2 separate regions of the Homo sapiens genome follow, and region 1 is linked to region 2. A link is an interaction called in ENCODE POLR2A ChIA-PET data of the cell type or tissue named here. Cell type or tissue: PC-3. All regions are shown on one strand. Each heading gives the region's core, and the rest is flanking DNA. Links, peaks and the distances in the headings are about the cores only.

Region 1 (7,471 bases), core at 1,465-5,464, 460 kb before region 2:
CTGCAATGAATTGAAATGCATCAAACATGTTAAATACATTAGTTCATAATGATACCAAAAATGATAGTCACTGAAGGAAACCAAATCATAATTTTGAAGATTGATAAAGGGAAAAATAATCAAACATTTATCATGCCTTCCGTGCATAAACTGTACTAGTGAATGAGCAGACATTTCTCTTTATACAAGTATTTCAGCTAATAAATGAAGAAGGGATGGGACAAGAAACTATTCCTGTTTTGCAACTCCAAATAATGAATGGATCTACGCATTCAACATCAGTGCCTGCTAACATCACAAAAATAACCAAAGATCATGTGCTTTTTGATACAAGGATACAACCACCCAACAAAGTGGGCTTGTCAAAGAATACAGCCTGAACTTGATCAAGTCTCTAGATCCAATGTTCAATTTCCTAGAAAAACAGAAGACAAAGGAACAGGATAGACTTATCAGAAGATGCAATCAGCAAAATGCAGAAGAAGAGAAACTCTACAGGACAAAACAACTTAGATTGTTCAATTAAAAAAAATTGCAAAGAAAAAAGAAATGGAAGATGACTACAGAAAAGCAAAATAAAACAATAAAGACACAACAGACATATCAACTAGACCAAACAAAAAAAAAAAAAAAAAGAAAAAGTGTCCCTTATTTGAATCTTGCTTTTAAAAAACTACCAAAACACCCGGGTGCGGTGGCTCATGCCTGTAATCCCAGCACTTTGGGAGGCGGAGGCAGGTGGATCACTTGAGGTCGGGAGTTTGAGACCGGCCTGGCCAACATGGTGAAACCCTGTCTCTACTAAAAATACAAAAATTAGCCAGATGTGGTGGGGCATGCCTGTAGTCCCAGCTACTCCAGAGGCTGAGGCGGGAGAATCGCTTGAACCCGGGAGGCGGAGTGGCAGTGAGCCAAGATTGTGCCACTGCCCTCCAGCCTGGGCGACAGAGTGAGACTCTGTCTCAAAAACAAAAACTAAAAACAAAAAAACCCTACCAAAACAACTTTTTGACATAAAAGAGATAATTGCAAATTTGAATTCTAGGTATTTTTTATGATGTTAAGGAATTGTGGCTTTTTATTTATTTATTTTTGCGACAGAGTCTTACTCTCTCACACAGACTGGCACGCAGCGGTTCGATCTTGGCTCACTGAAATCTCCACCTCCTGGATTCAAGTGATTCTCCTGCCTCGGCCTCCCGAGTAGCTGGGACTACAGGCGAGTGCCACCACACCTGGCTAACTTTTGTATTTTTAGTAGAGAAGGGGTTTTACCATGTTGGCCGGGCTTGTTTTGAACTCCCGACCTCAGTTGATCTGCTCTCCTCAGCCTGAGAAAGTGCTGGGTTTACAGGCATGAGCGACCGCGCCCAGCCAGGAATTGTGGCTTTCAAAAAGTGTAAGAATGATATTGTGGGTTTCTTAAGAGTGTCACTTTTGGAGCTATATACTGAAATGTGTATGGATGAGTGTCATTATGAAATGATGATGCATGGATATTTGCTTCAACTTAATACACAGGGTAGGGATAGTCGATGGAGGTGTAGATGGGGAAGAACTACCATGGGTTAATATCTGCTAGAGCTAGGTGATAAGTACATGGGGCTTTGCTGTTCTACTCTGTCTACTGTTATAGATTAAAAATTCTCTACAATCACTTTTTAAAAATATATTAAATGGATAACAAAACTGAGAGGATTTTTTCCTTTCGAAGAAAATAATCCATAAACAAATTTTTCAGGAAGCACAAATATAGGAGTTTATGGATTTTTTCTTTTTTATTTTTACCTTTTTTGACTCCTGAAGCTATGACTGAAGGCACTTAAAACCTTTTATTGTGTAATATTTTATATAGAGACAACAATACCCCTACACAACATATTGTTTCATTTTTCATGGTTTTGAGCTTTGTAAAAATGGTGTTATACTGGATGTGACTTCTTCAGTCAGGTTTTCAAGATACATTTTGTTGTTGTGTGTCTCTGTAGTTCTTTCATTTTTCACCACTGTACAGTATTTCATTGTATGAATATACTACAAGTTGAGCATCCCTAATCCAAAAACCCAAAATTCCAAATGCTCCTAAATCCAAAACTTTTTGTGTGCCAATGTGACACCACAAGTAAAAAATTCCACATTGGGCCTCATGTGACAGGTTGCAGTCAAAACAAAGGCCACACATAGAATTTACTCAGTGTCCCCAAAGGAAAAAGACCCTCCCACCCTCTTTCAGCTGTGATGTATCTTTTTAACACACACTGAAATTCCCCCATGCAAACACACCCACAAAGGGTAATAAAATGGTATATGTGCAGGGTGGATGCTCCATGGGCAGGTTCCCCATGATGCCCCACTTGGGGCCACGACCTATGTGCGTTACTCACTCTGTTTTTGGTTTTGTTTTATTTTTTTTGAGGTGGAGTTTCACTCTTGTTGCCCAGGCTGGAGGGCAATGGCGCAATCTCGGCTCACCACAACCTCCACCTCCCGGGTTCAAGTGATTCTCCTGCCTCAGCCTCCCAAGTAGCTGGGATTAGAAGCATGTACCACGATGCCCGGCTAATTTTTTATTTTTAGTAGAGACAGGGTTTCTCCATGTTGGTCAGGCTGGTCTTGAACTCCTGACCTCAGGTGATCCGCCCACCTTGGCCTCCCAAAGTGCAGGGATTACAGATGTGAGCCACCATGCCTGGCCTGTTTTTTTAACTTATTCTGTGTTCTACAGTGTAAAGATATTGTTGAAAGTGCTAAAAAAAAAAAAAGGCCTGCAGAATCCCTCTGGGTAACAGTGATAAGAAAAAGCATTTATGTTTATCTGTAGCATAGACAGTCAAGATGTTGGAGAAACTGGACAGCTGTGTAAGTGAGAAGCATCTTACAGGAGAGTATGATATTGGAGTGACCACTATATAGGACCTGAAGAAACAGAAGGATGAACTGTTGAAGTTCTGTGTTGAAAATGATGAACAGAAATTGAAAAATAGAGAAACTGCCTAAAACTAAAAATGAAGATCTTGATGGTGTATTGAAAGTGTGGATCTGTCTGCATTATGGTGGACACATGCCACTTATTGGTATGCTGATCATGAAACAAGCAAATATCTATCATGATGAACTGAAAATTGAAGGGATTTGTGAATATTCAATAGGCTGGTTGCAGATATAAGAAAAGACACAGCATTAAACATTTAAATATTTGTGGTGATAAAGCATCTGCTGCTGATGAAGCAGCAAAGATATTCCCTGATGCATGGGCTGGGCATTGTGGTTTATGCCTGTAATTCCAGAACTTTGGGAGGCCAAGGTGGGAAGATTGCTTGAGCCTAGGAGTTCGAGGCCAGCCTAGGCAACATGGCAAGAACCTGTCTCTACAAAAAATAATTTTAAGAAATCAGCTGGGCATGGTGGCAGGCACTCATCTTCTTAGCTAACTGGAAGGCTGTGTTGGGAGGATCACTTGAACCCAGAGGGCTGAGGCTGCAGTGAGCTGTATTCATGCCACTGTACTCCAGCCTGGATGACAAAGTGAGAAATAAATAAAAATAAATAATAAATTAAAAAACAATAATAAATAAAAATAAGAAATTCATTGATGAGTTTGCCAAGGTCATCACTGATGAAAACCTGATGCTGAACAAGTCTGTAATGCTGATGAAACATCACTGTTTCAATTTTATTGCCCCAGAAAGACACTGACTACAGCTGATGAGACAGCCCTTACAGGATTAAGAAGGCCAAGGACAGAACAAATGTGCTGGGATGTGTTAATGCAGCAGGCATGCATAAATGTAAACTTGCTGTAATAGTAAAATACTTGCATCCTTGCTGTTTTCAAGGAGTGAATTTCTTACCAGTCCATTAGTATGCTTACAGAAAGGTATGAGTCACCAGGGACTTTTTTTTTTTTTTTTCTTTTTGGTTTCACAAACATTTTTTGCCAGTAGCTTGTGCTCACCGCAGGGAGGCTGGACTGGATGGTGACTGCAAGATTTTGTTGTTCCTTGACAAATAATCTCATTCTCCAGCTGAAATTCTCAGAAATAATGTCTATGCCATGTACTTTCCCCCATATGTGACTGCATTAATTCAGCCATGAAACCAGGGTATGCTTAGGTGAATGAGGAGTAAATACAAAAACACTTTATTGAATAGCATGCTAGAAGCAGTGAAAAGAAGTGGGTGTGGAAGGTTTTCAAAAGGAGTTTAGTGTGAAGGATGCTGTATATGCTGTTGCCAATGCATGGAACACAGTGGCTAATGACACAGCTGTGCATGTCTGGCGCAACCTCTGGCTTGTGACTATGTTCAGTGCTGATGATAAAGACATTGGATATTCTTGTACACTTATGAAAGCAATTCTCTAAGACATACACTGACGGGTGGGGCCACTGGGTCACAGACGACACATATATTCAACCTTACGAGGTAATCCCCAACTATTTTCTACAGTGGTTCTACCAAATTATACCCCAACCATCAATTTATAGAAATTTTTGTTTCTTTTTAAGTATTCGTCATTTTTTTCTGTAAAGAAATGGAAGTGGCCTAGAATGACAAAGATACTTTATATAGGTGCTTTTTAGAATTCGTTTTTAAGGACTTCTTCAGGATGATCTCATTCCTACTCACACATGTGAGTGCACCATTTGTTTGCTGTGCAATACTACTTACATATCTATTACGTATCTATTTATATTGTTATTTAGTTTTTCAGGCGTTTGTCTTTTCCTCTCCAACTAGATCAAAAGCTACGTGAGGGCCAGGAGGCAGGTATGGCCATTTTTGCCTACCCAGCATCTGTTCCCTTCTTTTGGAAGCAGCATCTCAATTTCCCTCTAGAGAATCACCTCTAACCACTCTCTCAATCCATAGTCTCAATGAGGTTCACTCCCCTCCCCATCCCCAAAGTTGCATGTCTATTCTAAGCACAGGTCAGCAGGGACACATGACTTAGGTTGTGCCTAAGGTCAGCCCAGTGAGACTCAATTTTGCAACTTTTGTTGGAAATTTTGGGAAAGTTTTGTTTTGATTTTTTATTCTGTGGCTTCTGAACCAATAGGATGCTTAGAGGTGCTGAAGGTCATCATGCAACTGCATGAAGTAGACCTGCCTGAGGGTGAATTCAATGCAGAAGAAAGAAGCACCAAATGGGGGAAGAGACTGATTTCTGGATCCAGCTGTGCCGGGAGCCAGTGAAAGCCTCTGGCTTTTCAGTTACATAAACCAATGAGAAAGTCTCTCTGTTCTCACTCCAAGTCCTGACTTATGTATAATTTATTCAAAAAGTTTATTTGTTTGTTTGTTTGGTTGGTTGTTTTTCAAGATGAAGTCTCGCTCTATTGCCCAGGCTGGAGTGCAGTGGTGTGATCTGGGCTCACTGCAACCTCCACCTCCCAGGTTCAAGCGATTCTCCTGCCTCAGCCTCCCAAGTAGCTGGGATTACAGGTGCCTGCCACCAGGCCCTGCTAATTTTTGTATTTTTTTTTTAGTGGGGATGGGGTTTCACCTTGTTGGCCAGGCATGTCTCAAACTCTTGGGCTCGAGCAATCTTCCCACCTCAGCCTCCCAAAACGCTGGAATAACAGGTATAAACCACTGCATGTGGCCTCAAAAAGTATTTATTACCCGCCCATGCTAGGGTTAAAGATACAGCAATGAACATGTTCTATGAATGTTTGTTTTGATTTCTATTTGAATGATCTTGCTATTGTGAAATTATAGGTTTAGCCTCTAATAATTTTTAAAATAGACACTTATAAGTAAACCATTTTCAAGCTTCCTCAAGAAGCAGTTGGTAAACATGTTTGTTCAATATGTTAAAATATTAAACCAATGCTCTTATATTCTGGTACTCAGTACTCTTACAGAATATAAATAAGAAATAGTCCCTACTTTAGAATGGCTTATGATATCATCTAATGGGAAAGATAGCACAATTGGAGGGAGGAAAACCCTCAGGCTCCTAAAACTGATAACAGACACAAGTGCAATACATAGTTCAGAGAGAGAGAGAGAGAGAGAGAATGAACAGGCATGTGTGTATATCCTAAGAACATTCTGAACTGAGTAGATGTCCACACCTAGGTGAAATAATAAAGGAGAAAGCCTGGAGTGGATCTTGATTTTGTGGGAAGTGAAGCTTATACAATTTATATAAGGGTCCTCCTTAAGAAAACAAATGCAAAGTTAGGCATAAGGTCTTAGCTGGTGCAAGCAAGGCCCTGAAGCTTAAGATTTGTTAGCTTCAGGGTTGATCTGCCTACGCAGGAGAGGTCTGAGTATGTGCAAAATCCCAAGTGGTGGTTCAAGGAAGTACAAACAGGTTTAACTAACTAGGGTGGGAAAGGAAAGCTAGCAGATAGAGGAAATGACAATTACATTACTAACTGATTGATTGAAAAGGCTGGTCATTTTAGGGATCCTAAAAGCTAAGGAGATTAAGTTTCATGATTATGTAATTGGGAACTAGAGCAGATTTCTAAGAAGGAAAGTTGCATGGTTAGGGAAAAATTTCTTGCCACTGGGTTTAAGATTAATTAATCCATAAATAAAAGTAGGTACTAGGGCTCCTAGAGATATTTGTAGCAAGAAATGATGATTTTGTGGACCAGGATGGAGATTGCAGAAACTGAAAGGAAGGAAATGAAGTCATATCCAAGTGATTTTGAAGGAAATAGTCTAAATATGTGGAAGAAAACAGGACTGAAAGGTCTGGAAGTTTTCAAGGCTGAAGTGCAGAGGTTGGCAATGGATTCATTTTGATGTTACTTTTTTCTAACATAAGCTTCTTGCAGGTCAGGATTTAGGGCTTTAGGATTATTTTGCACTATTTTTTGTAGATGCACATTTAGTACATATCTAATATTCTTTAATATTCCAGTAATGTAAGAAATCTTGATAGTGTTTCCATGTGAGCTATTAAGGGGGAAAACTGTATAGCCCCTTCCATGATGAATGGAAGTGCTAGATTCCAAAACTACATACTCCAGAAGAGGAATGTGACTGGCAACGTGGTCAAAGGAAAAGAAGTTAGCCTTCGGGTTTGGAAATCTCTCCCTGTCTCCATGTTCTGAGCTTAAAATATTCAGATGGCTTCAGCTCAGTTACAGCCTCCCTTGGGTGTCCACAGGGGCCTTGAAGGAAGCAGAAGAGAGTTCATCTCACCTGTAAACACTGAAGTAAATGGATGGCCCACCCTTTGTATGCAGAGTGAAGAAAAAGGATTAAACACTGGCGTGGCAATGATGACCAGGCATTTTCTTGGAGGTTACACTTGAAAAACATATAGGGTTTTTCAATCATTTAAAGATAATTCTATCCCAAAGGATTGAAATAATCCAGTTTGGGCCAAACCTACCTGAAAACAAGACATAGAACATTTCTATGATTTACTCATTTTCCCTTCAGAAACTCAAATCTACCACCAGCAATATTGAAAAGATAGAGTGCATTACACCCTGCTATTCACTGA
Region 2 (7,471 bases), core at 1,095-5,094:
TATAGCTATTTGATTTTAAATCTCAGCTTTAGTAAGAATAACAACTCGACAGTCTTAGTCTGAATGTTCTGGTAAGTGTAGAATTTCAACTCCCTTTTTATGAAGATACCTAACTTTTCTGTGGATTTTAATCTTCATTCTATTTGTTACTATACATCCTGCCAAAGTTCTTTCTGGCTCAAGAATACCATCCGTAGTTGGTTCTGATGATACGTAGTTCCCCTGTCGATCAGTCAGCTAGATAACACCAAGGGTAACATCTTGACAAAGAAATTTCCAGTTTTTTTAAACTCAATTGTTTCAGTCAATCTCAGCTGCTGGGTTGAGAAGGCCTCACTTTCTGTGAGTTTCTCTGGGCTTAGGAGGAACTGCTAGTCACTGTGATTATTACCTATTGAACCTAACGAGAGCCATCAAAACCCAGGGCCCGTGATGTCAGCAGCATGTTTATTACCCATAGAACCTGATGACAGCCACAAAACCCAGGGCCCCAGTGTCCGAAGCATGTTTTGCTAAGGATGTTAAACACAAAGTCATCCAGGAAATTTCCTACTATCTGAATTTTGAAAGGGGCTAAATAAACCCTGTAGAAGAATTGATGCGGTAGACGAGGCCTAAAATTCAACTCCATTTCAGATGCCCATGCAATGGAGAAGGCTACTATCCACACAGATAACATCAGGCTTCCTGTATGGCTCACCCCACTGGCTCTAGAAATAAATTTTAAAAATGTATCACAGAACTGAGTCAAAGTAGACAAAATTTCCTTTGCAAAACAAAACACCTCCCTCCTTCCCCCCTAAAAGATCAACGACTTTAAGCAAAGCCATGAGGTGAACAAAGCTAACTGTCATTTTGACCTTGCTTTGCTTTAATTCAGGAGACTACTTAGAAATGTACCGAGCAACCCCCTTCATTCGGCTCAGCTAGCAGAGCTAATAGGCTTCTAATTAATTTCCAGAAGATTGCTGTTATAACTAACAGGTTTTAAACATTTGGTTGATTGGGGAAAATGAATTGAATATAATGTATTTGATTTGGAAAATTAGTTTTCATTCTATGTGCTTACCATAATAGTGTTTATTTTAAGTTTACATGATTCCATTAAGAGTCCCAGAACAGCACTGGGCTGTTTTCATCCTTACAGAGAGGCCTAGGCAACTTAAAAAAAAAAAAAAAAAATTACATTTAGATTTTTGTTGGCCTTTATTTGAGGGCAGGTTAAATGCATTTTTTTGGGTGGGTGGCTTTAATAAAAATTTTCACTTCCTAATATAGCAACAGGCCCAAATACTTTAAAATGATCCTGGCGATACCTCAGTCAAAAGCCCACTCATCGAATGCAAATCCCCGGGAGAAAGGCTCGGCACACAAAGTAAGATGAACCAGTTACTGCATTGTTTACCACGTTTCACTTGATTCTTCCTGACAACCATTTAAACAATGAATGTTGGGAAATGTCCCTCAAAGAATCAACAACAATGGCAGGGACCAGAGCTTTTATATTTAGCTAATACTATTTTTAAAAGGAGAAAATATTTCTTCCTGAAGGGATTATGGGAAGCCTTATTAAAGACACCTGCAAACAAAACAAGTGACAATAGATCTTTATCATAATTGATAACTAAGTTATCCTTTAGATAAAACTCCTTTCTTGGAGACAATAACATTAGGATTTAACCTTCGCTGTAGATTCAAGAAATCAGCTAATTGGGGCCAGTAGGATTCCACAACATTAAGTTTACCAAGATTATGTGAGTGGATAATAACAAACGCCCTTGTCTCTCTGGTTAAATAGAAGTACAACGAGACTAGAATTTTCCCTCCTCATGCTTCTAAGAAATGTTTTATATTGACATCAAGTAGCATCCATCCCTCTCCCTCCATATGTGAGACAAAGCACATAAGGGATACTAATTACGACCGCTCACTCTGCTAAGCACATAGTGGGCCAGCCAGCTTCGGAAACTCAACCTTTGCCTAGCTTCCTGTTGCAAAGAAACAGAAACTTTCACAAAATCTTCTTGAAGTAATTAACAATCCCTGTCAAAACGTGTACAGACAATAATCTGCATTCTATGTAAACGGGGCAACTGTTTTAGTGATGGCTTCTGAGGGATAAATAATATAGCTAAACCCAGGAGGGCACATTTTAAAAATGTTTGCAAAAGAAAAAAAAAAATCAGAGGTCCTTGTTTGCAGTAAAAATAATCCACCTGTGAGTCTCAGCTTACTTCACCTCCATAAACAGTGGATGCCTTCGCCCATGGGCTATACTGTTTGCAGTCACATGCTCATTTGCTGCCTTGCTGTGTGACAAACAGGAATTCCTATAAGCATTTCAAGCCTATGACTGATTTTTCTTACATAGCTAATTTTCCAAATTAAGTAATTTTGCTTCCTTTATAACTGTGGCTCCAGAGGAGATCTAAAGCATCTGAGCATTGAGAAAAAAGCAGGGGTAGGGGGATCACAGGATCAAGCCAAAATTGCAGACCCCAACTGTAGTATTTCTATTTAATGGCTTTAAATTCAGCTAATGATTACAACTATTCTAAGTTGGCACTTAGAAAAAGTCACAGAGGTTCAAATTTCATAAAGTGTTAGCAACAGCAGCTGAGATTTTGGAATATGTATAGCTTTTAATAGATGCATTTCCAAAATAAACACTTGGGAAAAAAAAAGTGCCCCAGCTTGAACCACTGACAAGTAGACAAAATTAAACAATAGGAAAAAATAAAATAAAACCAAACCACATGAGCAACAGTACTGAATAAGGAGATGAGAGATGACCCAATATTATTTTTTAGAGCCTCAAGTTCACAAACAAAAGAAAAGTTTTACAGAAGGTATTTCTGTAGGATTGTTGGTTTTTTTTTTTTAAAGACAGCTTAAGACTTAGAGCAATCAACGTGTGAAAACAAAAAAGACATTTTCTGAGTTGACTTTGATCCTGTACTCAAATTGGCTTAGATATCCTTGCCTTTAAAGGCTTTGTATCCGCAATAACTGCTCTCTATTGTCCTTGTTAATAAAGTATTATTTTCACCTTATTATTACTAATCTTTTCTTTGTAAGTAACCACACCTGGTTCTATCCAAAAAAAAAAAAAAAGTGCCTAAGTATTTGCCCTTTGTGGTAATACAATGCATAATTTAGTTAATCTAGGCTATCTTTCCGTGAGAGGTGATTGTTTCTGTATTATGAAATGTGTTCACAGTAAAGCAAAATCCACGCCAGATACCTAGAGGCAGACGGAGAGCCACTTACCAAGCACGAAGCTGCTTCAAACTAACCCTGACGCGACTGTATAGCCACTCCCACACACAAGGTATTACTCATGCCAACTTAGCCTCTGAGTTATAACCGCACCTTTCTTTTACAAACATGGCCCTTTATTAAGTTAACATTACACACAGCCAGGCCGAGAGTCCCACCCCCAGACCCCATGAAAAGGGCTTGAAAAAATAGGAACTTCCGTTTTCCATTTGAGATCCTGACATTACTCTCAACGTTACCTGGATGAAATCTAAAAACGTCAGCGGCAGCAAATCATCCAAGTGTCCAATGTCTTTGGAGAAACGATTTAAAATTCTTCCTGCAAGAACAGGATATGAAAAATTACTCATTTCCCCAGATAGACCCTTTAAGAGAAACAATTCGCAAACAAATCAAAACAATATTTTAAATGCATATGTATTTAATATATTATTCATATGAAATAAGCCGATGTCAGTGGTAAAGAAAAAGAAAATAGGACGATACCTAAAGAGAAACAAAAATATCATCAAATGGCAGCGGGCAGGGAGTTGAAATGTGGCCCTGATTTTAAAAGAATTAAGGGAAAAAAATCTTGTGACAGTATCAGGAAGGGTTGGTGGGTTCTAGAATGTTCCCTCCTTTTAAGACCCAATCTAGGACTTCCATCCAAGTGCAAAGTAGGTAGATGAACGTACAGAAATTGATCCTAATTATTTCACTAATTTTGCTTTATCAGAATTTCTTTTGCTAAGTGGTATATTTTTTATATAAACATAATGATAACCTCTGTATTTTTTTTTCCCCAGCCTGCTTGACTGTACCTCACATTTTTGGGGAAACTTGGGATCCTATCATTTTCCAGGCTGTGAGTTTACTACTGGCAAACAAGTTGTCATTTTCAGATGTGCAAACAGTATGACAAAAACAGGCTTAGTCTTATCTAAGAACACAAGAGGAAATTATGCAGGAAAACAGAAATATTATTTAATGACTGAAGATCACTGCTTAGCATCGACTTTATTTCCCGTCAAGTAGAATCCAAGAAAACAGTATGTCATAAAGGCATCACAAACAGATCAAACCTGGTTTCTAATAAATATCTATTCTTTCAAATGATTTCCTTCAAAAAAATGGAAGCTATACACACATAGCCTACGTGGATGCAGGTGACCCCTGAGAAGTGTGTGTGTCTAGGCCTCTGAACTTCTTTTCTAATCAACGCTTCCGGAAGCCCTGCTTACAGATGAGATGTGTGGCCTCCTAGGGTTTGTCAGGATTGACTTCGTCCTGGGGCCTTTATACCAGGCTGCAAGTGGACCATGAATGGTCAGAGGCTGTAGACGGAGCTGCCTCCCGCTGCTGGGGCTAATGCAGCCTCTGCAGTTCTCCTGAGGCATCCAGCTGGCCAAGAAGCACAGTGTGTACAAGTTGGAGCTGCACCTCAATTTTCTTGTCTCAGGCTTCGGACACACAGACTCCAGAAAGCATCATTCAGTGACACCTTTGGCAGGCCCAGTGACAACTTTTCTGAGCCTCTAATAACACCTCCTCTAGAGGGTTGTCCTAGGGATTAAACGGGCTCATGCCTGTTAAAAAAAAAAAAAAAAAGCCCAGGCACAACGCCAGGTACTTTTTCATGGCTGCTAGAAAACCAAAACCAAAAAGGTGCGATGATGACTATGACCCACAGGTTCTGCAGCATGCCACCGGGGAGGAAGCTCAACTTTTCAAATGCAGGTCCTGATGCAGTGGCCCTGGGGAGGAGCTGGAGCCTGAATTTCCAACCAGCTTCCGGGGGCCCTTCTGCTGTTTGCCAGACCATGCTATGCAGGGCAAGAGGTCAGGCTATTATTTTATCAGCTATACTTAAGAAACATTAAAATTAAATGAGTATTTTTCCGACAGATACTTATGGATTTTGTTTGTCGTCCTTCTTGTTATTTTTTCTCATCTCAGTGTATCAATACCAATAAAAGGAAAATATAAGTTAAAAAATTTAAGACATAATTATTAAAATATGAATTATTTCTTAAGTGGAAAAGTTAACATAGGCAATATTCAGAAACATTGCAAGTATGGTTCAGCTTTTAAAAAGTTGAAAGCAATATTCAAATTAAAAAAAAAAAAAAGATAGGCCAGGTATGGGGCTCACACCTATAATCCCAGTACTTCTGAAGGCAGAGGTGGGAGCATTGCTTGAGCTCAAGAGTTCAAGACCAGCCTGAGCAACATAGCGAGACCTCATCTCTACAAAAAAGAAAAGAAGAAAAAAAGATAAAAAGGCTACATAAATCATTAGTATGTGAAAACCAACCCTTTATCTTGACCATTTGGGAGCATCTTAAAATCTGAAAGACCCATGGTTGGAAAACAGCATAAAATACAAGGAAAACAAAAACAACTGAGAAAGCCCACCTCCTCACACAGCTACGCCAATAACTGAACTGAATGTCAAAGATCAGCTGAAATCAAAACTCTTATCAACAATGATCTCAGTGTAGAAAGTGTAAGATTAGAAGGTTCAATAGTTACTTCCTTGTTCTAAGAAACAATTCAAAGACTGGTGTTTGCAAAAAGAATAAAAGTTTTAATTTTTTTTTTTTTTTGAGATGGAGTCTCACTCTGTTGCCCAGGCTGGAGGAGATCTCAGCTCACTGCAACCTCTGTCTCCTGGGTTCAAGTGATTCTCCTGCCTCAGCCTCCCGCGTAGCTGAGATTACAGGCACATGCCACCATGACCAGCTAATTTCTGTATTTTTAGTAGAGACGGGGTTTCACCACGTTGGTCAGGCTGGTCTCAAGCTTCTGATCTCAGGTGATCCACCCACCTCAGCCTCCCAAAGTGCTGGGATTACAGGTGTGAGCCATAGCACCCGGCCAGAATATTTTCATCTGGCTTCGCAGTAAACTGTCATAATCAGAGCTGTGATGTCAAGTTCACAGTCTCACAGTCATTTTCCCAGAGGTCTCCAAATCAAACACTTATGATAAATTCCCTCCATGCACATGCCACACCTCTTCATCCAAATGACATCTGGCCCCTGCTGGAGCATCTCCAGGGATGTCGAGAGAAGAGGAGTCACTGTTTCCTGAGGAGACCCAATCTATTTTCGGACTGTTCTGTTAGACAAGGCTTGCTTACATTAAACCGAATCTTGCCTTCCGGGAACATCCAATCGTTGCTGCTGATTCTGCCCTTACAACCATACAAAGTGAATCGAATTTCTCTTGACAGGGCAGCTCTTCAACTACTTGAAGAAAGTTAATCACAAGTTTTCCAGACTTCTCACAGGCACCTATCCCTTGGGTACCTCAATTATCTCTCATAACACACAGGGTCCCATGTTGGCCATTGCCTCAGCACATAGTCAGGTAGCCAGCCTCTCTGAATGCCTGGTAGCCAGGATTAAAATAAATACCCTAGGTATTATCTGCATATCTCAGGGTCAGGATATATCCCATGACTAAGCCCACAATCACAGTAAATTCTTTGAGCCAGACCACATTTTGGACTCACATTTAATGTAAATCCACATCACTCCAATCCTGCATGATGGCACAGGTAGATTTTTGGGAGCTGGACAATAAACAACTATTGAGTGCATCCCCACGGACCCCAAAATTCAATTTTATAAGAAGTATCTCAAGGCATTAATAAGTGCATCAAAGATGGTCAATGTGGCATTATTTGGTAAATCAGAAGCAGGAAACAACCGAAATGTCTGAAAAGGGTCTATATTAAGTTATGAGCACACTAAAATTTTCCTCTGAGAGAGAGAGAGAGAGAAACCAAGCTCCTTTGAAGTCATAATATCACATACAGAGTCAGGTTGCTCCTAACTTTTTTCCACAACATAGAATATTATAAAAGGTGTTAATGAACTTTTTGTCAAAATACAAATTCATAAATGACTCTATTTTACAAACTGATTCTAGAATCTAATCTGAAGTTAAAGTCACCTCCGGAATTCTGATACGTCTCCCATGACGAAGACTTCCCAATTCCCTTATAACCGTACTACAATTTAAAACTTGTAAGTTCCCATGTCTACTGTGAGCCCCATTCTTTTTTGTAACAAAAAAGTACACTTAAATATGAAGATATTGAGGCATATTTGCATTGATACATATTTTACGTCTCATAAAACTCATCCATTTCAGGTATCCAATTCAATGAATTTTAGTAACTTTACTGAGTGATGCAGTCATT

The links. ChIA-PET counts read pairs that join two places held together with the same protein. Peaks named below come from ENCODE experiments on the same cell type or tissue, not always from the same donor. Only the 100,000 strongest peaks of a DNase experiment are listed, where the experiment ranks them.
Region 1: POLR2A ChIA-PET joins it to region 2 with 15 read pairs; 1 of 35 experiments calls an interaction of 5 or more read pairs at or near these places.

Annotation. Positions count from the first base shown.
Region 1 is chr13:94,653,114-94,660,584 of GRCh38, forward strand. No RefSeq gene overlaps it. Among named protein-coding and RNA genes, the nearest start is that of LINC00391, 52 kb to the right of the region's middle. In PC-3, for the core only: no CTCF peak of the experiment used is centred there; a DNase peak (open chromatin) is centred at 3,838; H3K4me3 peaks cover 582 bases; H3K27ac peaks cover 1,658 bases.
Region 2 is chr13:95,112,404-95,119,874 of GRCh38, forward strand. ABCC4 (ATP binding cassette subfamily C member 4 (PEL blood group)) reads right to left here. Exons shown (of 31, transcript NM_005845.5): 20 at 3,519-3,598. Among named protein-coding and RNA genes, the nearest start is that of SNORD13G, 94 kb to the right of the region's middle. In PC-3, for the core only: no CTCF peak of the experiment used is centred there; DNase peaks (open chromatin) are centred at 3,398 and 4,928; H3K4me3 peaks cover 1,364 bases; H3K27ac peaks cover 4,000 bases.